Regions from separate parts of the Homo sapiens genome. Here region 1 is linked to region 2. Evidence: read pairs that join two places in POLR2A ChIA-PET (ENCODE). Cell type or tissue: PC-9. All regions are shown on one strand. Links, peaks and the distances in the headings refer to the core of each region. The heading gives the core; the rest is flanking DNA. Region 1 holds the start of TMEM212 (transmembrane protein 212). Region 2 overlaps PLD1 (phospholipase D1).

Region 1 (12,454 bases), core at 2,226-10,225, 180 kb before region 2:
AATTCTAGGAAAATTGCTTGTCATATAAATGTCAAAATGGAACTAGGGAGTCTGAGGACCAATCTATATGAAGTACTTAGAGAGTCTTGAATGAAAGACTTTGAACAAATTCAAAGTACTGTATCATATACAAAAATCTCTTTCTTACAAGTCCCCAAGGAAATATGGAGTCATCTGTAAAAGGAAATGTTAATATGGTTGAAATGTACAAATCTTGTCACTGGAGGAAGACATACTTTGGAGGCAAGTTAAGAAGTGATTGGTAAGGGAGGTTGTGGAATGAGTCAGAGACTGTTTGAAGTTCACCCTGATCAGACAGAACTGTGGTTCAGTAGGAAACTCACTAGTAAAAAAACATAACGTTCGTCCAAATTTAGACATTATTGAAAGACTGAGCATTTGTATTACTTTCCTTCTCATGAGGATTTTTTCCTGCACTAGTATAATATAAATACCACCCTGACCTTTAGTCTTTGCAACCTAATTGGTATTCAACTGTATAAGAAATTCTGTACCAACAGAACGGAGGGTATGAGATTCATTCACTCATTCAACAATACTTATTGAACAATATTTATTGAACACAGAGTTTGTAATTCCCTTTGTTCCAAGTTCTTCAGATACAGCAGTAAACATAATAGAAAAAACAATCCCTGCCCTTCTACAATATACATTTGTTAGAGGAGAGGGGAATATACAAACAATAAATTGAAAAATTATATAGTGTCTTATATGCTAATAAGTGTTATGAGGAAAAAATAGAGCAGGGTATCAGAGATTGGGAACACCAGTTGGGGTCAGGGGATTACAATTTTAAATAGTGTAATGGGAGCAAACCTCCATAAAAAAGTGTTGTTTGATAAAGAATTAATCAAGAATTGAAGGAGACTAGGGAGTGAGCCAAGTTCAGGAAGAGGCTTTAGGCAGAGGGCAGGTAGTGCAAAGGCCCTGAGGCAGAAACACATCATGGCATGTTTGAAAACTGCAAGGAGCCAATGTGATGGGAGAGAAGTGACCTAAGGGAAGAGTGGTAGGAGATGAAGTCCAGGAAGTAACAGGATGGAGAACTCAGCAGGTTACGAGGGAGTAGGATAGGAAAGTGAGGTGGGTGACACAGGATTAAGAACAAAGGGCTTGAACAGAGAGTAGGGCACAAATGAAAGGCATAGTATTAACTAGCATTTGAAGAGGGCTTTAAAATTGGCAAAGCTCTTTATTATACAATCTTTGTTTAAATTGTGTTCCTTCTCACTGTGCATCTTAGGGTTGGACAGTTTTACACGTGGGCTCTTTTTATCTGTAAAATTCCCCATTTTACAGATAAAGGGAATGAGGAACTGGCTGGCTGAGGGTCCTGCTTTTGACCTCCTACCAAGAACATCAAAGTCAGGACTTGAAAACAGGTCCACTTCTCTAAATCCTTTATCTCTGACTCCATTTCCTGATGCTGCCACCTCTGAAATCAAACAGTTACCAATTAACTATGTGCTGGAGACACATCATATCATTTCTCCGGGCCTAACTGGTAAAAATAGATGTTTGGCCTAGAACAATACATTCAATCATCTGTAATCTTAATCAAAATCACCAATATTTGTTTAATGTATTATGTTGCAGTCTGAAAGGATAGGCAAACAGCTGTAACAAAAGAATGTAGGGTTGAACTCTAATCATGATATTGTTAAACTTTGTGAAATCAGAATTTTTAAAAAAATTAAATGAAATAGAAAATATCAGAATATGTTTCACATAGAGGGTAAGTACTATTTTGAGCAACTTTTGTTTTATAGATATATAAACATCTACTATACATGTATATACATAATAGATGTAGATATCTATTTATCTAGAGAGAAGAATGTAGATGTATTTATGTACATTCTGGGTCCTCACCTAAAATATTTTTCTGACTCTGAGTCACCAAAAAAAAGTTTGGAAGCCACTTGAATAAGTGTAACTGCCATCTCTGCATTCCAGTAGAACTTAAACAAATATTTCTTTGAATGAATTGTGGTTTCAGGTAGGTGTTGGAGAAAAGAAGGGAAGATCAAGATTGGGGTGATAGATGCAAAAGAATGTATTGAAAAAGAAAAAAAAACTGAGAAAGAGAAAGATAACCCTGTGGTTTCCTCATTCCATCGACTCTCCCATAATCCCACTGGCTTCCGTCTATCTGCACACATTCATCAAACCCCACTAGACCAAGTTCCTTTAAGATGAAGACCTTGTTGGATCCTTCATTGTAACTCAACGACATAGGGGGCTATTCATAAATATTTATCTAATAAGTAGATTAAAATTTATATTTCCTGAGGTCTAGTTTTTAGGTGGTATCTCAGTTAAAGTTTTAACTTTTTAAAGATTTAAGATACTATCTCACACAACAGTGGCTACATTTTGTTTGTTTGTTTTGAGATGGAGTCTTGCTCTGTCACCCAGGCTGGAGTGCAGTGGTATGATCTCGGCTCACTGCAAACTCTGCCTCCCAGGTTCATGTGATTCTCCTGCCTCAGTCTCCTGAGTAGCTGGGATTACAGGTGCATGCCACCACGCCTAGCTAATTTTTGTATTTTTAGTAGTGACGGGGTTTCGCCATGTTGGTCAGGCTGGTCTCGAACTCCTGACCTCGTGATCCGCTCCCCTTGGCTTCCCAAAGTGCTGGGATTACAAGCGTGAGCCACCATGCCCGGCCAAGTGGCTACATTTTAATAGAAGATTCCTTAAGATCAAAAAGCTTCAATATTGAATTCTCCAGTCTCCAGTAGTGTCAGGCGTCACAGGAATCAATGAGAGAAGGATTTGTTGGACAGGTGGGTCTCTGTAACTTCTCTTAAATCATACCAGCATGGAAGCCAGTTACTCCCAAGACTAGATGTGCCCATTTTTTTTTGGTTGGAGAGCTAAGGGACCAGGCCAATCGTTTATCTGTGCAATGATTCAATGAGCGCACACGGAGTACTACTTAGTGTCGTACGCTGTACTTGGCACATGTACTTTCCTAGTGAATTGTGAAGTCCATCTTGAATTATTGAATTATTTGAATTATTTTCAAATAATTGAAAATTATTGAGTTATTTTCAGTTCAAACAGTTGCTTGCAAGAGAAAGGTGGAAAAACAAATATTTGGGGTTTGTAAATTTTGGGGCCATGTACATCTTAGTGTTTGCAATGAAAGCATTAGTTTGAAAATTATTTTACTTTGTTCTGTATTTTAAAATTACTTTTCAAGGTTTATGTTTTTTTCTAAATTCAAAATTCACATTTCAAAAGATTCTAATTTCTTAGCATATCAAGTTAAGTGGATTAAAATAAAATAACTTTTTAAGAATTTCTTGAGCAGCATGTCATTAAAAATACATAATATACATGTATACATGATAAAACAATATTAAGATCATTTTTATACTTAAAATGCAATTAATAGAAATCAATGTTCCAAGGCGGATTCTGATTTTTTGTGGAATTTTGACTTCTTTGTATTGTTAGAACAATTTAAAAGGATATGTTCTTCTGTTTTCCCTTTCCCTCCCACCTTCTTTTATTTTCTCAATATATTTAATAAACTATTTTCATACCAAAGCTCCATTCCAGATAGGACAAGCAATTCGAACACTCCATCCTGTGAACCAAGGCTTGTAAGAAAAGACAGGAAAGAAAGCAATAACTCCAGAGCATACACTGAGGATCCCCAGAGTAACAAGAATCCGGCCAGCAGCCTGGTAGAGGCCCTTCATTTTCCTTGGTGGCTTGAGGCCTTGGTCTCAAAGATGTTTTGTTACCAAAACATGAGCGTATGACAGGCCTCAGTAAATAGAAGTTTCTTAGAGACAGTAGCCACGACACATACGAACTGTTGATCTACTTGGAAACAAGATTCTATTTGTTTTACCAAAGATGAAATGTACTCAAATAGTCCTTGGCATAAATTTGACACAATAAATTCTAATAACAATTTATTTAAGAGAAAGAGAGAAAAAAATTATCCCTTGCTTTGGATTGCTGCCTTGATTCCCTTCATTCTGCCCTGTCCTGGGGAGTGACCACTTCCTGGCTTAATCAGATTCAAAGGCTTGCTGACTGAGCTAATTGTTTCTCAACTCAACCTGCCTAGTGGTTCCAGCATAAAGCCAACATCCTTTGTGTACAATAGATCCACATTCCCAGCACAATTTCCCACAAAACAAAGTAAAAATAAGCACCCTGGTCACTTTTCATTATATTTAATTTAAATGATTTCAACCCAAAGCAAGACCTTCACCTCCTTTCAAAGTTTAATTCCACTACAATTATTTTTGATAAAGATTTTTGATATGGATTCATTCCCAAATGGGCATGAACTTTATTATGGAGTTTTGCATTGTTTTCACTAAACCAGTTTCACCTTATTTTACTATTAATTTAATTTTCAATTAAAGTGTGATGATGGAAATGTATGCAGTTATAAAATAAAATAAACTTTGAGGAGCAATTCATCAGTTGAATAAAATGCTGATCCCCATTCATTCTTGAATCATAATTCTAATTTGAGATATTGAACTTAGGTACATTTAGGCAGTTACAAGTCATCTCTTACTTTTTCATGCATTTGAGAAAATGGTGTTATTTGATTTTGACTGATTGGATATATGTGGATGTCTGTTCAAAAAAATATCTTAAAAACACAGGTCAGTTTCTGAAGCCATCTGAATAATTTTCCTATTTAACATTAATACATTATTCCTTTTTACTGAAATAAAAGGATGAAAAATAATTTTATGAATGCAAATGAAGTGGTTTAGGACATCGATTTTGAGTCAGATGGAGCTGTGATCCGATTCTGGTTCCACTCTCTACCAGGTTTGTGTCCTTGAGTAAGGGCAAGTTACTTAACTTCTCTAGGTCTATTTATTCGTATGCGAAATGGGAATAAAAGTTAGTGTTTATCTTTAATGGATTTGGTTGAGAGGATTAAATGAGCTAAAACCATAAATGCCTAGCCCAGAGTTTAGCATAACGAAGATGTTCAGAAAGTTACTCTTGTTAAATTGGGATGTTCCACCTTTGGGGTCCTTCCATCGTGGGACAAAGGTGCACTTATTGTGGTTTTTTTTTAAATTCATCACCTTAAAAACATCATGTTTAACTCTTCCTGAACAATTTGGTAAAAACTCCCAAAGGACCCTCCCATATGTGGTGGAAAGAGAAGCTTCTCTCTGATTCTCTGCTTTTTTTCTTTCTGCCTTTCTGTCTTTAATAGCCATTCCACAGTTTGACCCAGATTTTGAAGCAGTTGCATTCCTGGATATACAGAATCCAGGAAACCAACTCATGCTTTCTGGTACAGCTGCTATTTCTTATCTCCTCTCAACACTGTGGGCTATATTCTCTGATTTTTTTTTTCTAACACCACTAGATAAATTTCACAAGGGCAGAGACCTTGCAAGTCTTATACATCCCTTAAATGTATGAGATATTCCCAGCGTCTACAACCTTGTCTGCATCAGAGCAGATACATATAGTAATAAGTATTTGTTGAATTAGTTGATTAATACATTAAACTTTCCCCTTTGTATTTGGGCTCTCCTGTCCCCCTGAAGCTGCACAAGTATAGAGCCATGTGAATCCACCACCGTCAATGAGTGTTGATGCTAGTTTGTTCCACTGATATGGGGGGGGAAGGGGTCGAGAGTGAAGAAAGACTTGTTTGTATTAGTATTTGGTTTGAGCTGTTTTGACTTTTTCCTTTACTTTTTATCTCAAGGTTATAGCTAGATGGTATGTCAATATGCTGTGGGTCAGATCACTCTCTCCTGTTTGCATGTTTGGAAAATAAAGACTGTTGAAATACTCATGTTAAACAGTACAAAGATGGCAAACAAAGAGAGTATTTTTTGTTTTAACTTGAAGGACCTTTTAAGTGCCTGTAACACTCACAGCCTAACCCTGACACTGCTATTGTGACTTATAAACCTGAATTTATTAGTGATTAGAGGAGCTGTTGCCACTTAATATAACAAAGAGAAGGAAGAGAGGTAGAATAGGGTTTCTCTCTGTGTGTTTTCCCGCAGGAATCTAGTCCCACTAATTTCATTAAAAAAAGGACATTTTCAGTGAGAGCAGCTACTAGGAAAGAAAAGAAAGTGTCACTGCTTCTGTCTTGGGCTTCCTCTCTGATCAGCCGTGTCTGTGTGCCCATGTCCTGGCAGCCAGCAAGGTTTATAGGGCCCCTGCTCCCTCTAGTCATCCCACGTGGCACTAACTGACTGCAAGTTGGGCCTGCAAGTTCTCCTAGGAGGTGGTGGTGTCAAGGTCGCTGTAGGCTGCTTTGCAGACTCCACCTTCTCCTCAACCCAGGGGATCCCAGGATCTTGGCTCAGGGAAAAAGGCGGTAGCTTCACCAAACACTTCAAGCCAGTTTTGCCACTGAAAACAAACAGAAAGCCCAAATTGACATTTTTATTCCAATGTTCCCCCCTCCACACCAAACACAAGAAATCATCAATCAATAAATCAGTCAAGCAAAATTAGACACTCAAAGAAGTGGAAGAACATCAGTGATGCGGAGAGAGGGAACCTGATATGAACATTCTCTACCTCTTTAAAATACATTCCTTCACATGTGAGCCTTAAAAATAACAGCTCTGTGGGGGCTATAGTCTTGGGATTTTTAAAGTAGGTTTCAAAGCTATGGAAGGAGTTCATTTTTGCCAAGTTAAAAGATAATGCAGCTCCAAACGAGAGATGAAATTAAAATGTTTTCTTTTCCTAGCAGCTTCAGATGACTAGCTTTATTTGTTTATGTATTAAAAAGGTAGCTCGTGTCCTAGAAAGAGTATGAGCTTTGGTGTCAGAAAGACCCAGATATTGAATATTCTATCTAATGCATACAAAAGGAATGAAAAAATTAGAAAAATTAACACTCGGTTAATATCAGTGCAATAAAGCAAAGATCATCAATAGATGTTAAAACCTTTGGATAAACGGAGAAAAAAATTACAATGCAAAAGAATATTTCTACCAAGTAGAAATATGGCAGCCACCTCAACCAAGTGATCAAACTTTACATCACCCAAAACAAGACAAACAGACATCATTGTCTCCTGATACAATACAATGCAAGCACACGCCATCTTCTGTGTAGTATTTTTGGCAAAAATATTTTAACCTGAATCTAATTATAAAGAAGCAATTAGATAAATCCAGATTATAGGGACATTTTGCAAAACACTGGCTTGGACTCTTCAAAATTATTCAAGTCATAAAAGACATTTAAAAAGCTGCAGGGACAATTGAGGAAGTTTAAGTATGGAGTTTATTTTAGATAATACTAGAGTATCAATGTTAAGTACCTTGGAAGGATGATTGGCATTATATTTATATAAGAGAATGTCCCATTGGTGAAACTGGGTGATGTTAGTGCTCTTTACAATTTTTTTCAGGATTTTTGTAGGTTTAATTTTGTTTTAATTTGTAATTTTAATTTTTTAGACACAGTGCCTTGCTCTGTCACCCAAGCTGGAGTGCAGTGGTACAATCATAGCTCACTATAACCTTGAACTCCTGGGCTCAAGCAATCCTCCTGCCTCATCCTCCTGAATAGCTGGGACAATAGGGCCATGCCACACCTGGTTAATGCTTTTTAATGTTTTTTTTTTCTGTAGAGATAGGATCTTGCTATGTTGCTCAGGCTAGCCTTGAACTCGTGGCCTCAAGTGATCCTCCAGCCTCAGCCCCCTAAAGTGCTGGGATTACAGGTGTGAGACATTTTTTGTAGGTTTGGAAATGTCAAGGTAAAAGCTGAGACAAGAAAAAACAAGATTTAGCTGTATTAACTGCATGAAATAAAAGGCGTGAGTTTTGCTCAGGCATATGGCCATGCTGGCTCAATAACCCTCATGATATTGATGAATCTGGGATGTGCAGGAAATGCAAGGCAAAAGCTGCTTTTCCCCTGTGCAGCACCAAGCAGAATCTGTCTTCCTAGAATCGGAATGATGGGACAGGTGTATTAGGTTAGACTGTGAAGGTGCGCCTCCCGTGCAAACACAATATAGGTATTTTTAAATATACTTTTGTGTCTTTCCAAATAGTCCAGTTTCTTAACTGGATTTAAAATCTTTCCAATGTTCATCCATAATGCACACTTCCCTTTGCTTTTTACTAGCTATTCAACTTCAACTTCGAGTGAACCCGCTCTTCTTGTAATGGCTTGGGGTTTAAAGAGAACAAAGTTCAATTTTTATCATCCCTAACTGGGAATTGTCAAATTTAATGTCATCCAATCTGCAAGATGTTTGGATCTAAATAGATTTGTACATCAGCCTGTGCTTACCTAACTCAGATTTTTATTTGCCTTTGGTATATCTGACCCGCAAATATGTTTTGAAATTATCTGGAATGTATCAGAATTTTCCCATGGTTTTTGAAGCAAAACACTTCATTGTGTCACCAGCAAACTTGCACAGCTAGCTGTCGTTTCACTCTCCCAAGCCTTGCAGCTGCAAGGAAAACCTCTTATTGGCTGACTTGTCCACGCCAGGCAGCCTCCCACAGGCTACTGTGGATATTGTCTGCCTTTTGGAGAGGCTACTCCTGTCTTGTTTTATCATGGAGATAGAGGAGTCACGGACAGAACTGTAATTGTGACCACAGCTGTGATTGATTGGTGCTTTGGCCACCAAGGAGAGGAAAAGAAACTAAGAAAACAGGAAGAGAGAAACAGTGGGGGTGTCTGGGGAAGAGAGGTGGAGAAAAGATGGAGAGGAAAGAAGAACAACAAGAGAGGAGTCAGAATGTAGAGGAAAACATTCCTGAAGCCAAAAACAGCTTCTTGCGTCACTCACAGATCCAAAGCTCGGGTCTGGACAGAGTTGATTCAGGGACAGAGGAACGATGGAAGCCTTGGGCCATTCATGTACATTTTACAAAAGCTGTTTGTAGGGAGGACAACAGGGAAATAAATAGAGGAAAAGGGCAAAGAAGTAGAATGAGAAAAGAGAAACTGAGTATTCTAAAACATTCTTAGATGATGCTTGTTTTAAAAATTGCTTTTAGGGATGAACTTTTAAGTCTTCTTAAACAAGGAATGTATATTCCCTTAGTTTCTTCTCTTGGCATTTTTGAAAAAGAAAAGAACCAAATTGATCCATGAGAAACTAAGCACAGTTTTTGACCCAGTTATACCCATGTAAGAGGCAAAAGGGAGAGAGGAATGATGAAGGTGCATTGCTAAAGCCCTCAACAGTTACTATTATTAGTCCCATTGTACAGATGGTGAAACTGAGGTTCTGAAATGTTAAATGAAGGTGACACAATTATTAAGTGTCAAATCCTGCTTTTGAACCTATAAATGCTTGATTCTAAATTTTGTAATTTTTACTTTTCTCCACTAGATCAGTATTTGGTGTACTATGTCTTTTTAAAAAATATACATGCATCTGTGAAATTTACCACGAAGTATACAAAAACCTATAAGGCTGTACTCAAACTGAGGACATAAGAAGAATGGGATGATGCTGTGTTTACTTACACCAAGGAGGCTTGATCAGAACTGCTGATTCTGCTCCTAGTTATACAGAAAAAAGAATGGAATAAAGAGATTCTTTACTTTCTCTTTTAAAAAAAATTAGACCAGAGGAGAGAGCTAAAAGCAAAGGCAAAGGTTTGTTTCTGTGCATTGATATAAAAGTCCCAGAATATCTATCTAGAGTGTTTCTGTGCATAGTTTTCTGTTTTCCAGTGCTGTATGAGTGGGCTGTTGCCATTGATGTGGAGATGGACTGGAATGGTTGTCATATGCAAGGTTCCCGAATAGGACAAGGAACAACCTGCTGCAATAGAAAGAAACTAGGGCTGTATGACCTGGAGTAAATTTAAGCCTCCCGTAATCTCGGTCCTTCTCAGCAAAATGTGGAGGTTGGACTGGATAATTTCCAAGACTCCTTCTGTCTCTACCATTCCGTGACTTAAAATAAATCCCAAAGGAGCAAAAATACCTATGTGACCAGATTGCCTGTCCCAAAGAGACTTTATCTGTTAGAGTCGACATGCCAACTTGTGTTCCCCTCTATCTGGTACAAGCTGTGGGCACATAATAAGCACTGCACACACTGTGATTTGGCCAGCTGAATTCTTGCTCAAGAGATTTCAGACAGTATTCCTCTAAGGAGGCCTCACTTTGGCCCCAGCAGAACACAAAAAGGCAATAACTGGGAGCCAGCATCTACCAGCTAAGTAATTAGCAGGCTGTGAGTAACAAATTGGTGACCATAGCCCAGCTCCTGTTGTCTGTGTCATAAAATAATTAAAACTGGCCAACAAACACAGCAGATGCCAAGATGGCCAAGGGACAATGGAACATAAAGTCGTATCACTCTTGTTTCCCATCTTCTTGGAAAGGGATGAAAAACTGGGGGAAAAACTGGTAACACTTGTAGGTATGGAGTTTATGGTACACATGGAATGGAGAAATGAGAATTCAACAAGGATCTGGTGTAGCAGAGACCTAAAAGGCAAATCCCCATCTACTGGCCAACACTAGACAGAGGATATCTCTGTAAACCAGTTTCTGATTGATCATGAAACAAAGTTCTTTCTCTGTCTTTTCTTTTCTTTCTTTTCCTTTTTCTTTTTTTTTTTTTTTTTTTGAGATGGAGTCTTGCTTTGTCACCCAGGCTGGAGTGCAGTGGCGTGATCTCGGCTCACTGCAACCTCCACCTCCCAGGTTCAGGTGATCCTGCCGCCTCATCCTCCCGAGTAGTTGGGATTACAGGTGCGCAACACCACACCTGACTAATTTTTGTATTTTTAGTAGAGATGGGGTTTCACCATGTTGGTCAGGCTGGTCTCAAACTCCTGACCTCATGATCCGCCTGCCTCAGCCTCCCAAAGTGCTGAGATTACAGGCGTGAGCCACTGTGCCTGGCTCTGTGTTTTCTAAGCAATGTTAAAAATATCATGAGCCTCAATTTTCTGTATATTTCAACACATGTAGAAAAGCAAAGTGAGCTAAGGTTGGTACAAACAATTTGGTTCACTGTCTCAACTTCATCCACATCTCTGCTCAAAGATTTTCCCTTACCAATCTCCCCCTCTCCATCCCTTTATCTGGCTTTATGGATCTTCATGGCCTCGTTACCACCTGACTTTATTCTTCATAGCTCTTGGCTTATGTCTTTACTGTGTGTCTTCCCAATTAGAATAACAGCTTCATGAAGGCAAGGACTTTGTTTTATTCACCACTGTATCCCAGAGCCAAAAACAATGCCTGTGGTCTATAGTAGATGCACAGAAAGTATTGTTGAGTCAATGAACTAATGAATGAATGAATGGATGAGAGTGAATGAATGAAACCACTGCTTATCATCACAGTTGTTAGTTTACTTAGTTTTAATTTTTTTGAGTTTTATTTTTTGTATAGATGGGATCTTGCTATGTGCCCAGGCTGGTCTTGAACTCCTGGCTTCCAGTGATCCTACTATGTCAGCATCCTAAAGTGCTGGGGCTACAGGCATGAGCCACTGCACGAAGGCTACAATTGCTAGTTTATACAGACCAGTTTGCTGTGAAAGCTAGCTTCTCAGGCCTTCCCTCAGAAACAAGCGATATTTAATATTTTGGTCTTAAACTGCTCCAGCCCTCTTCTTTATGAAAATCCACACTGAAATACAAAGAAGATCTTCCAGGTTAGCTCACCTGGAAACTGCATTGTGAATTTACATGCGTTGTATGTAGATACATGGGAGAGCTGCACTGAAGTGACCCATGGCTGAGATTATTTTGGGCTTGCTATGTCAGCACACGACACATTGACACATGACTCTGCGTTAAATAGAGGAAGATGCAACATCGCAGACTAACTGCCTGAAGTCCGGCAAGAACTTCTGCCTCTGGGAAAAAGCTCTGACAAACACCTTTTAAATCCACTGCTGACTTTTAAAGTAGTTGCTGTTCATGATGACCTATCTAATTTAATAGATCTTTTGCTTGGCCTGTGGTTTTATGTATTAATATCTCTACATATTAAAATCTTTTCTCTCTTTCAGCAGACCTCTTTGCATAGGTAATACTTTCCCCTAATTGTGTAGAAAAGTAAGATACTGATATTAACATTTTAACTTGGAAAAATTTGGCTATGCAAACTCATGTTTCTATTGTAGTTTCATATGACGATAATGTGGTCTTTTCTAAAACAGGAAAATTGAACGACTAAGTGCATCCGTATGACATAAGGAGCCAGGTCACACACTCTAAACATCACCTACTGAAGGCAGATTGAGGGTATCAGTTTTGTATCGAAAGGCTCACAATTTATTTTCTCTTTTCAACAACCCAGATATCCTGCCTTTGTTTTTGTTTTTATTTTTCTTAAAGTGGCACGATACGAGAAACGGATGTTTGTGGGACTTCCACATCACATTTTCCTAGTACGTAAGCCCTTCCATTTCTTCCACACAATCCACACAGCGCAGATTGA
Region 2 (12,454 bases), core at 1,679-9,678:
TGTCTGCGTAGAGCGAGGCAATGTGAGCGATGAGAAAGAGGCAAATCTGAGAAATCCTCCAAAGAATAAACTGAAGTAGATGTGAGATTGAATATAGACGCTAAGGAGAAGAGGCATGCCAAAGACTAATAGAATGATGGTATGCCCCTGGCCAGTGGGGTATTTGAAATGGGAAATGGTTTAGAGAAAAAAGTCAGGAGCTCCACTTCGATGGGTTTAATCTGAGGTGATGGGATCAATCCCAAATTGACTGGCATGCCACACACATGTGATGAAGTGGCAAAACAGTGTGGCATAGTAGAAAAACTTCGGATATGGAATGACAAAAAGCAAGTTCAAGCTGTGATGCTGATGCTAGTACCTCTGTGACACCATGCAAGTTTCTTTGCTTCTCTGAGCCCCAGTTCTCTTTCCTGTGATTAATTTCCTTTATTATGCCATTAGAAAGTTTAGACTAAAGTGGCGTGCCATGGAACAGACAGCTATTAAAGGTAGAATGAAGATCACATGCCAAATGACCTACCTTTTAGAATGTATTAATCTGAACAATATCTATTTAGGGGAAAAGGAATAATCACATTGTTAAGTCAGAGCTAGGATGGCCATACCATATGGTCCAAACCAGTACCCTTTTAAGAGTAAAGATGGGTGCTCTGAATAAATGCACCAGAACAACAGGGATTCTGGTATAATTGAGGGACTGTCATAGGAAAGGAATACAAATGGTTACCATACTCACAGCCATCAGAAGAGGTACTTCTGAAATAGTCTTTGTAGAAACCACAATTTGTGGTTTCCAGTTTTGAATGAAAATAATCCTGGATGAAAGAGGGTATATTCAGGATGTGATTTCCAGCTGAGGACCTTCCTTATGGACTACATCCAAGGACCAGTTGCCCCCTTTCTCCCCTCTTCCTTAGCAGCATTCCCCACCCCACTACTCTCCTTTGGTTCACACATGACACTCAAGCCACTGTAATCATTCAGTCGTCTGGAAGAAAAAGGAGTGACTTCATTGTATTAATATATCTGATGTCCTCTCCATTGCTAATACTTGTTCATTTCTGATTGCTGCCTTGTAGTTGCTCCGCTCTGCTGCTGATTGGTCTGCTGGTATAAAGTACCATGAAGAGTCCATCCACGCCGCTTACGTCCATGTGATAGAGAACAGCAGGCACTATATCTATATCGAAGTAAGTCTTGCTCATGTAAATTCGTGTGAGAAACTGCCTTCCCTTAAATATCATGCAGAGATTTCAGGGTCCCCAAACTTAGGACCCCTCATATTAATAAGTATATTTTGAGGCGTGAAAAGTGCTGGAGAAGCTCTGGTTCATATCACCTGAATTTTGACCTCCCAAGCATACCTGGAACTGGCTCTGCATTGTCATTAACTCAAGATTCTATTGGGAGTCTCACAAATCTTTGCTGTTAAAATGCATCATCAACTCATTGTAATAGTATTAGACAGAAATACCCCAACATGGATAGGTAAGTTTTGTTTTCGCTTGGGTTGGAGGGTTTAAGTGTGAAGCAAGTTCTATTTCAGGAGAGCACACACAGGGGTGAGTTGCTAAAATAGAGACCACTGGATGCCACTGGTTTGGGCATGGCGGAGTAGGGAGAGTGCAGGGAAAAGAACGTGGAAAAGGAAGATGTGAGAACATTAAGAGCAGGTACCACCTTCTTCAATCCTGTGTGAACTACTATTGATTAGGAAGCTTTTTTTCATCCCAGAATTTTTAGAGCATATGAGAAAATCTGGGGACACTGAGTTTAGTTTGGGAACTTAAATTACTCTTCAAAGTGAATATAAAAATAGTTCAGAGAACTTGAAAAACCCTGAGAAAATAAAAAGTCACAATAATGGAAAAAATAAATCATAGCATAATTTCCTTCCTTATTTGAGTCTTTTCTTTCCCATTGAATTTTTTAAAGGTAGATAGGGGAATGGGTTAACTGAGGAAAACCATTCTAGCCCTGTTTTTCTTCCCCTTGGGTCCTGGCCCTCTCCCGCTCTGCACAGCAACAATTCATTAGAGACAAGCAGGGAAGAATTGGAGCTTTATTTGTTTCATGAGCCTGGCTAGAGAAACCTAAGTTAAATATAATATATTAGCTGGCTAAATGCAGTGTGGTATCCTGAATGGCATCATGGAATAGATATAGGACATTAGTGGAAAATGAGCGAACTCTGCATAAAGTCTGGAGCTTAGTAATGCTATTAGTATTATTAATTTAAACAATTATACCATAGAGATGGAAAGATGTGAAGGCTGGCTCATCTATTGCCCAGAATCATTTTGCTTCATCTCTTTTTAGTAGCATTAACATCAGCTTTTCTGGCCGGGCACGGTGGCTCATGCCTGTAATCCCAGCACTTTGAGGGGGCCAAGGCGGGTGGATCACCTGAGGTCAGCAGCTCGAGACCAGCCTGGCCAACATGGTGAAACCCCGTCTCTACTAAAAATACAAAAAAATTAGCCGGGCATGGTGGCGGGCACCTGTAATCCCAACTACTTGGGAGGCTGAGGCAGGAGAATCACTTGAACCTGGGAGGCGAAGGTTGCAGTGAGCCGAGATCATGCCATTGCACTCAAGCCTTGGTGACAAAAGTGAGACTCCATCTCAAAAAAATAAAAAAAATAAAAAATAAAATAATCAGCTTTTCTTTTTAATGTGACAGTAGTATTAAATGATGTCAGTAACGCCATGTAGGTATACATAGTTGGGACATAGACCTGGTTGACACTCCTCTAGTCAAGATAAGCAGTCAGCATTCATCCGACTCTTCCAAAAAAGGAGAAGTAAAGGACATGACATGTAGCCAGTCTGTGTTTACAGCTGCTGAGGCATGCTAAGCTTCTTTATAATATGAATTCAGAAAAAGAAACATGGTTTGGTTGCCAATGAGATTTTGATTGTCTGATGCCCTAAGGGGAATCACATTCTCAAAAGACTTTCTGCACCGTGTCTTCCTGTAAGTTTGTCTTCTGGAGGCATTTTACAGATTTATGCACTTAAGTATAAAAGCTTATATAGTCATAAAAATGATAATGCCACAAAGGGATGATAATTACGAGTTGTTACATATATATCTCTTTACCTTGAGATGATTAGCAAATATTACTTTGTGATAATTGTCCTTATAAATTACAGATGTGTTATAACAATCTATTCTATTTGAACACATAACATTAGTAATATTTGCACCAAATTTTTCACATTCCTTTATGCAGCAACAAAATATTTTGCATTGTTATGATAATGTTGTAACTTGTTTTCTAGTAACAGTTTTAAAGACTATTTTGTAGATATATAAATAGCAGAAGTACTTAGAGGAAAAAAACATTTTTTATTTTATTAACTGGCTTATATATATGCAACATACAAAAGAGAGTTGAGGCTACTTAAAATAGAAGTTCAGAGATAATAAGAGACCCAGACAAACAAGACAAGGTGAAAGCAGATACCAGGAAATAATGGAGAAAGGGTGGAGAAAACTAGACCAGGCTTTACCATCTACTCTGTTAAAAAAGCAAGCTTAGCATGAGATAGAATGTTTGCCAATATAGAATTTTTAATCATAAGCATTTATACAACATGTGAATCTGAAAAAAACTAGTTTCCCCATTGATTAAATTTGCAGTGTTCCTAAGTATTCTGAGAATGTAATTTAGAAAATCACCTATAAGGAATTCTCATGGTGAAATAATATAGTGTAACTTTCCACTTGATTAAGTGTTACAGGTGATATGACCTGGAATCAGATGAGACCCTGAGTGAGATGAGGCGGCTTTTTTTCTGTGTCGTTGACTTTCTTGATGTGATTTCAGTGATCAGAACACATCTGCTGTGTGAAACATTTTAAAAAATATATTACAGTATTGTTCTTACGTATATTGCTAAGAAAATAAAGACTAACATGATTGTCTTGTTTATTTCTCATAGAACCAGTTTTTCATAAGCTGTGCTGATGACAAAGTTGTGTTCAACAAGATAGGCGATGCCATTGCCCAGAGGATCCTGAAAGCTCACAGGTAACAGCCTTTGGCTGAGAGTTCTCGCTGCAGATGTTCTTGTATTTATTACTAAAATGACTTTGCAAAGCCCATTTTTAAAGTACTGTCATTTCCTAGCAGCTTAAATTTGGTTCAGCCAGCAATAGGTTATTGATGCCTTTAGTCTGAGTCAGTTGCTAAAGATTTTTGACTGCCCTTTCTAGGGAATTTGAATTCTTCCAAGGCACAAAAATTTCTTCCTGGCCAGTCTGTTTCCCACACATGAGGTTTGTGATTTGTTTTATTTAATAGCAGACTATGAGCTGTGTTCGCTTAAAAAAGCAAAACAGACATAATATTTTGCTATGGGTTATATTTAAATTCTTGTTACCGTATGTCATATTTATTCAGCTCATGGGATTTTTTTTTTAATAATTGGTTTGCTGAGATAGAATTTACATACTGTATAATCCAGCCACTTAAACTATACAATTCAGTGATTTTTAGTGTATTCACAGAGTTGCACAACCACCACCTAATCAATTTTAGAACATTTTCATCCACTCAGAAAGAAACCCCATTAGCAGTCATTACCCATTCCTTCTATTTTTAGCCTCTGGCTACCACTGATTTTTCTTTTTCTATAGATTTGCCTAATCTGGGCATTTTGTATAAATGGAGTCACACAATATGGGGTCTTTTATGACTGATTTGTCTTAGCATAATGTTCTTGAAGCTTATCTATTATTATAGCATGTATCAGTATTTCATTTCTTTTTATTGCCAGATAATATTCCATGATGTGGATATACCACATTGTATTTATCCATTCATTAGTTGATGGACATTTGGGTTGTTTCTACTTTTTGCCTATTATAAATAATGCTGCTATAAACATCCTTTACTAGTTTTTGTGCAGATATATATTTTCATTTCTCTAGGGGTAGAATTGTCAGGTTATAGCTAACTCTATGTTTAACATTTTGAGGAACTGCCAGACTGTCTTCCAAAGCGGCTCTGCCATTTTATATTCCCATAGTATATGAGAGGTCCAGTTTCTCTGTATTTGCCAATACTTATTATTATCTCTCTCTTTGATTATAGTCATTCTAGTAGGTGTGAAATACCATTTAAGAAATGGTATTTCATTGTGATTTTCATTTGAATTTCTCTAATGACTAATGATACTGAGCATCTTTGTGTGTGCTTATTGGCCATTTGTGTATTATCTATGGAGAAATGTCTACTGAAATCCCTTGCCCATTTGTTCACTGGGGTATTTGACTTTTTATTTTTGAGTTGTAAGAATTCTTTATACATTCTAGATACAAGTCTCATATCAGATATATGATTCCTAGTTTCTCCCATTCGATGGCTTGTCTTTTTACTTTCTTGCTGGTGTCATTTGAAACAGAAATTTTTTTTATTTTGATAAAAGCTAACTTATCTATTTTTTTCCTTGTATCGCTTGTCCTTTTGGTATCTAAGGAATATAGATAGTGATATCTAAGAAATCACTGCCTGATCTAGGATCATGAAGATTTATGCCTGTTTTCTCCTGGGAATTTTATAGTGTTAGCTCCTACATTTAGATATTTGACTCATTTTGTTACTTTTTATATATGGGGTGAGTTAGGGGCCCAACTTTTTATTCTTTTGTTGATGGATATAGAGTTGCCCTAGCACCATTTGTTAAAAAGACTATTCTTTCCACATTGAATTGTCTTGGCACCAGGGACAATTTCTTCTTATGGCTGATTTCAGCTCCATTTAAAAGTAGCAGAACAAACACATAAGCAAAACCATTATATTTCATTACTTTAAGTCATTGAATGCACGCAGTGAAGAATAAGTGCATATGCATTTGGGAATTAAAACACTTTTTACTTCCAGTGTCATGTGGTACTTTGATATCTTTTTTCACATAATATTTGGGGACTTTTATACTTAAGGACATATTATAACAGTAACTATCAGCATTTTATGTGATTCACAGTTTATAACTACATTATCTCACTGAATCTTCACAACTACACTTGAGAGTAGGTCATGTATTTGTTGTTGTTATTGTTGTTATTATTGCTGTTGTTGCTGTTCCCATTTTTAGGATTAAAAACTGAGATTCAAGAGGTTATGTGACTTGTCTAGGCCACTAACCACAATAGGCAAAAAACAGCTTTGAGCCTAAATCTTTGGACTTTCAACCCAATGCTTCCCCTCACACCACATGACTCTAGTGCATTGATGGTTAGGATTAAAAACCCATTCAGGGCTTCCCCAAGCTGAGGCAAATGTGTTGGGCCTGTAGTTCCCTTCCCCTATTGACCAGCCATTGGATGCAGGCTGACCCTAGGGAGTGGGGATGACCTTGAGTGAGGCAAGTCCCTTTCACCTATGGAGGACTCCATACTTTTCATACCTGGAGGACTTCACTGTGAGTATTCCGTGGCCTACATGCTCAGTAGCTGATGGGATGGATGTCTTGATCCCATGGTGAGGGGATCTAGGCAGCACACTACAGCATCCATCATATCCTGCAGTGTGTACAGTGGATCTCACCTGTGACTACACATCAAAATCACCACTGACTTTTGCAAGATTACAGAGAGCTTGACTCACCTCCAGGCTTACTGGATCATAATTTCCTGGATCGGGGCCTGGCCCCGGTATTTTATACTGTTCCAAAGATGTGTTTTTAAGTGTTTGGAAGCCTGAAAGAATATTTTTCTTTACTGTAGTAATTTGTCTTTAAAAATCTGGACTTCTAAAATAATAAAATTAGGCTGGGCATGGTGGCTCACGCCTGTAATCCCAGCACTTTGGGAGGCTGAGGCGGGTGGATCACCTGAGGTCAGGAGTTTGAGACCAGTCTGACCAGTGTGGTGAAACTCTGTCTCTACTAATAGTACAAAAATTAGCTGGGCTTGGTGGTGCATGACTGTAGTCCCAGCTGTTCAGGTGGCTGCGGTAGGAGAACTGCTTGAACCCAGGAGGTGGAGATTGCAGTGAGCTGAGATCATGCCATTGCACTCCAGCCTGGGTGACAGACCAAGACTCTGTCTCAAAATAAATAAATAAATAAATAAATAAATAAAATTATAGTATTTTAGGGCTACAAGAAACTTCAAGATATTTTCTGATAGAACATTTCCTAGTGATCTTATGAGCTGCTCCTGAAAGGAAAAGGGATCTGTGACTTTAAAAATTATGGTAAAGTAGCACCTGTTGCAGATTGTATCTTACACTTGGAGTTTGACAGAGCACATTAAAGACTGGCAATTTCAAGTTTGCTTTGTGAAAAATGGGAAATTAGTTCATCAAATTTCAAATAAACCTGTGTCATTTAGCTCTGATCTCTCAATAGTCTCATTTTTTTGACAGACACATTTTCAAAATGGTACATATGTCACACATTTAGACTTTCAGTGGATACACACACACATTCTCAAAACATATTTTATGTTCCCCTCACCCCTGGCGTCTCTGCATTCTTGTTAATCTCCCTATGTTAATTGCAACTGTAAAATATATTTTCACTTAATTTCAAATCTGTGAGCTTGTGTTCTGTGAGCTTGTGTTAGGCAAGGTAAAGGCAGAATTAAAAAGCTTATCTTGGGCAGGTGTGGTGGCTCACACCTGTAATCCCAGCACTTTGGGAGGCGGAGGCGGGAGGATTTCTAAAGGCTAGAAATTTGAGACCACCTGTCTTTACAAAAAAATAAAAAATTATCCAGATGTTTTGGTGTGCCTGTAGTTCTAGCTACTTGGAGGCTGAGGCAAGAGGATTCCTTAAGCCTGAGAGTATGAGGCTGCAGTGAACTATAATCTCACCACTACACTCCAGCTTAGGAGATAGAATGAGGCCTCATCTCTAAAAAAATAAATAAATAAAAAATGAAAGAAACAACATATTTTGCAGGTTGCCACCCTGGGGTGACCCCTTTTCACTAATTAGGTGCCATGATGTGCCATCCCAAACTTACCCCTCTCTCTCCATAGACTTCTCTGGTCTCTACTTTTCTGAGACTCAGAACTTCCCTGCCAAAGTCACATTCTTAGCAACAAGTATAATTTTGGCTATTTGAAAAAGAATAGAATGCAGCCCAAAGCAGATGGAGGGAAATGACAGTCCGCAGTCAGCCAGGCCTCACCAAAGAATACAGGCCCTCTGCCAGGTCCCTCCTACCCTGGAGAAATCTGAGTCTTCAAATTGCCAACTCCCTGGACTGGTCTAAGTATTTTTCTGCCAGCGTTGGAATCCAGCCTCACAACAATTCCCCTAAGCAATTTCTCAGTTCCTCTCACTTCCTCTGGTTCCTTCTCAACAGCCATAATTCTTTATAGAAATAAGTTTTGCAAAGCCTTCATGTTCTGACATGACCTAGAGCCTCAGACTCATGTTTACCCCATGCTGACCTCAGAACAGCCGGGGGAATCAGAATAAAAAAAAAACAAAAAACAAATCTTCACTCTAATAAGTAAAACTGTCTCAGAGTTGAAGCCAGCTGCCCAACCCACTTGAAACCTTTCTTTGACAGCTCAAATGTGATTGGCGATCAGAGAGAAAAAAAATCATAATCCACAGTCTAAAATTTACTGTTTTATGCCATGTTTGACTAAGCCAAAAGATAGGACCAACTGATCCAGGTAGACACATTTTTAAACACTGTGTGCCATGAATGAATGGTTTCTGAGGAGATTCTCAGATCTTTGCACATGGAAACTTGACATGCATAATTTTTCTGCTTTGGTAGAAAGTCAGGAAGTGAGAAAGTGCATTTTATAGTGTTAGCAACAAACAGTTGACACACACAATGAAAATAGTCAGTTGACTTAATGCTTCTATGTTTTAATATTAAACTGCATTAAAAATATGCTATTAAACTACATTAAAACAACAATTTTGAACATTGTTCAAACTTACCATGTTCTTTTTTTTTTTTTTTTTTTTGAGACAGTCTTGCTCTGTCACCCAAGCTGAAGTGCAGTGGTGTGATCTTGGCTTACTGCAACCTCCATCTCCCGGGTTCAAGCAATTCTCCTGCCTCAGCCTCCCGAGTATCTGGGATTACAGGCACCCGCCACCACACTCAGCTAATTTTTTTGTATTTTTGGTGGAGACGGGGTTTCACCATGTCGGCCAGGCTAGCTTTGAACTCCTAACCTCAAGTGATCCGCCCACCTCGGCCTCCCAAAGTGCCCCTCATGCTTCTTATAACTGTAGAAGAGCTACTGCTTGCCTGTAAGTGGGTGGTATGGGAAATACCACACTGGGAAATCTGAAATTATTGGGGGACCAGATGTCTGGAGACCTGGATTCTCTCCAGCTCTGTTATCCACAGGTATGTGACCTTCTGAGTACGTCAGTTTGTCCTTCTGACACGCTGTTTCTTCACCAACCACGAATAATATTATCTGTTCTACGTAGCTTATATGAATATATGTGAAAGTAGTTTGTAAGCTGTAAAGCACCAGTTCATGTAAGAACTTATTATAGCATTTCCATGATATTCATCATCTGGAAATATGTTGTTCACTGTAAATTGAAGCAAGGATAAAGAGGCATCATATTCAAATCAGCTGTTTCAAAATTAGTATTTATGCTAGAAAAAGAAATGTTTTAATTTAAAAGATGCTTAAATGTTCCGTATTTTAAATTATTGGACGGCTACTTCTGGATAAGAAAAATTTGTTTTGGTTTCTCACGACTGGCTGTTGTTCATCATGTGACTTGTTTAGGCACACGATTACAACACTCTGTCTAGAGGTTTGCTGCCAGAAACCTATAGCTGACTCTTCCTGGGAATCAATTTTTGATTTCCCTGTTATTGATCTGATAACACTCTCCCCAAAATATAAAGTAAAACAAAATGTATTCTGAAGCATAATATGTGTTTAGTTTAGTATTGTTTTAATTTTAGATGCTATTTACTTTGTTGTTATTTGAAGATATGCAAGCCTTCTAATTGAAATCAGCAATTGATATAATTGAATAAAAATGTTACCAAATAGTTTCTGAGTCTTTCCACATAATCAGTGCTATACCTGTGTTACCTCATTCAGTCTTTGTATCAACTTTATGGGATTGGTTGTGTAATTACTCCCATTCTACAGATGAGGCAGCTGAGGCCTAGTGAAATTAGATAACTTAGCCAAGTCATACAGCTATGGTTGGATAGGAGTAGGACTCAAACCATGTCTGTAGGACCTCAACTTGTGCTTTTTACCAGTAAGCTACAAAGCTTCCCCCATTTCAAGGGATGTAGAAATTTTCGAATGGTAAGCCTCCCAGAAATCTATGAAAAATACTTTATTTTGAAATATAAAAAATTGAATGAGCTGGGCACTGTGGCTTATGCCTTTGATTCTAGCACTTTGGGAGGCCGAGGCAGGAAGATCACTTGAGTTCAGGAGTTCAAGACCAGTCTGTGCAACATAGTGAGACCTAGTCTCTACAAAAAAAAAAAAAAAAAAAAAAAAAAAAATAGCTGAGTGTGCTGGTACATGCCTGTGGTCCCAGCCATCCGGGAAGCTGAGGTGGGAGGATCTCTTAGCCTGGGAGGTGAAGGCTGCAGTGCGCCATGATTGCACCACTGCACTCCAGCCTGGGTAACAGAGCAAGACCCTGTCACAAAAAGAAAAAAAAAATCAGATGAATGTTTTATTTTTTAAAAGCAATGTTTGATAGATTAAAAGTTCTTGGGTTTAAAGAAAAATCTATGTCCATAATTACCATATCCTATAATTTTGTACCAAACTGAAAAGACATGTTGGGCTTGTTTCAGAAGCCTTGTCTTAAAGAAAATTCAACTGCAGTACCTTTTTTTTTTTTTTTTTTTGAGAAGGAGTCTCACTCTGTCGCCGAGGCTGGAGTGCAGTGGCGCGATCTTGGCTCACTGCAAACTCCACCTCCTGGGTTCACGCCATTCTCCTGCCTCAGCCTCCCGAGTAGCTGGGACTACAGGTGCCTGCCACCACGCCTGGCTATTTTTTTGTATTTTTAGTAGAGACGGGGTTTCACTGTGTTATCCAGGATGGTCTCGATCTGCTGACCTCGTGGTCCGCCCGCCTTGGCCTGCCAAAGTGCTGGGATTACAGGCATGAGCCACCGCGCCTGGCCAAAACACATTTTATCTAAGTATGCCAATCATTGGTTTCACATTTTTTCTTGTGGGATAACTCCCAAGCTCTGTACGATTTCTGGAGAAGAGGTTACCTTGGGACACAGATGACAACAGATCGTGGCAGGAGACCTTTTGATTTAGGTCATGTAAATGCTTTTATTCTATTCTAAAAATTGTATAAAATGGTAACCTCAGCAGATAGAGAAATGTAAAGATTAGCACAGGGCAGGGGCCAGCACTCATTTTGAGCCTGAGCATGTGCCCTGGAAAAGAGAGGAAGGAAGAAGGAGACTTAAAAATGACAATGAAAACCGTCTGGGCCATAGTGGGAACAGTTTAGTATAAGGTTCTATATAACCTCATTTGGGGGCCACTCAGGGCTAGGCTTGCCAAAGACTATCAAGCCCAGGGTGAAGTCTAAGTCAAACATGCTGGGGAATCCCTCAGCATTCTTATGTTTGAAAGCTTGCCATTTTCAAAAGATAACCAATGAGAAAACTGATGTGTGTTTGTGCACAATATATAATAGTTCATAATCTATGAAGTCACATAGAGGATAGGTAAAGTCAGTGCTAAATAGGGCCAGCATTTCTAGTGGACTAGTCATGATTTTAGCCAGTTCTTTCATGTGCAGATGAGGAAACTGAAGCCCAGAAGGATCTTCTCCTTTTAAAGGATTTGCCAAGCACAAAATAAAAGGGGTTATGTCCCAAACGACCAAGAAGCTACAGATCCAATTCCAACATAATTGATACCACCATAGTATAAAATTCTCTTTACACACACACACACACACACACACACCCTAAGCCCTAACCACAATTCTTCCTATTTCTGACAGTATTCACTGCTGCAAAATCTACAACGAGACGATTTATAGCAGCTCTTGAAGTTTACAGTAATGAAATACAAACTATAAATCTCAAATTCTCAAAAAAATAAAGTGTCTTGTCACTAGCGAAGCATATCAAGCTTCCTCGGGGCCTTCTTGCCAGACCCTGAGACCCAGTTGTGAGCAGATCAAGCTTCTCCTAACTGTCCTTCATGCTGAGGAGGGACTGTGGGTGAAGGAGGAGGGGCTTATGCAGCAGAGAAAAACAAGAAAAGGAAAGTAGAGGTACATCACTGCTGTGACCCATCTACATGGTACATTCGTACTCTGCTTTTAAAGGTACAAACAGCTTTATAGCAATCACAAAAATTTTAAAATTAATTTTTTTTTTTTTGAGACGGATTCTCGCTCTGTCGCCCGGGCTGCTGGAGTGCAGTGCCGCGATTTTGGCTCACTGCCAAGCTCCGCCTCCCGGGTTCACGCCATTCTCCTGCCTC

Evidence for each region. ChIA-PET counts read pairs that join two places held together with the same protein. Peaks named below come from ENCODE experiments on the same cell type or tissue, not always from the same donor. Only the 100,000 strongest peaks of a DNase experiment are listed, where the experiment ranks them.
Region 1: POLR2A ChIA-PET joins it to region 2 with 21 read pairs; 3 of 35 experiments call an interaction of 5 or more read pairs at or near these places.

Annotation. Positions count from the first base shown.
Region 1 is chr3:171,834,664-171,847,117 of GRCh38, reverse strand. It overlaps TMEM212 (transmembrane protein 212), which reads right to left and starts at 3,769. Exons shown (of 5, transcript NM_001164436.2): 1 at 3,576-3,769. The coding sequence starts at 3,734. In PC-9, for the core only: no CTCF peak of the experiment used is centred there; no DNase peak of the experiment used is centred there; H3K27ac peaks cover 198 bases.
Region 2 is chr3:171,650,799-171,663,252 of GRCh38, reverse strand. It overlaps PLD1 (phospholipase D1), which reads left to right. Exons shown (of 27, transcript NM_002662.5): 20 at 1,083-1,193; 21 at 3,952-4,040. Among named protein-coding and RNA genes, the nearest start is that of PLD1, 150 kb to the left of the region's middle. In PC-9, for the core only: no CTCF peak of the experiment used is centred there; no DNase peak of the experiment used is centred there.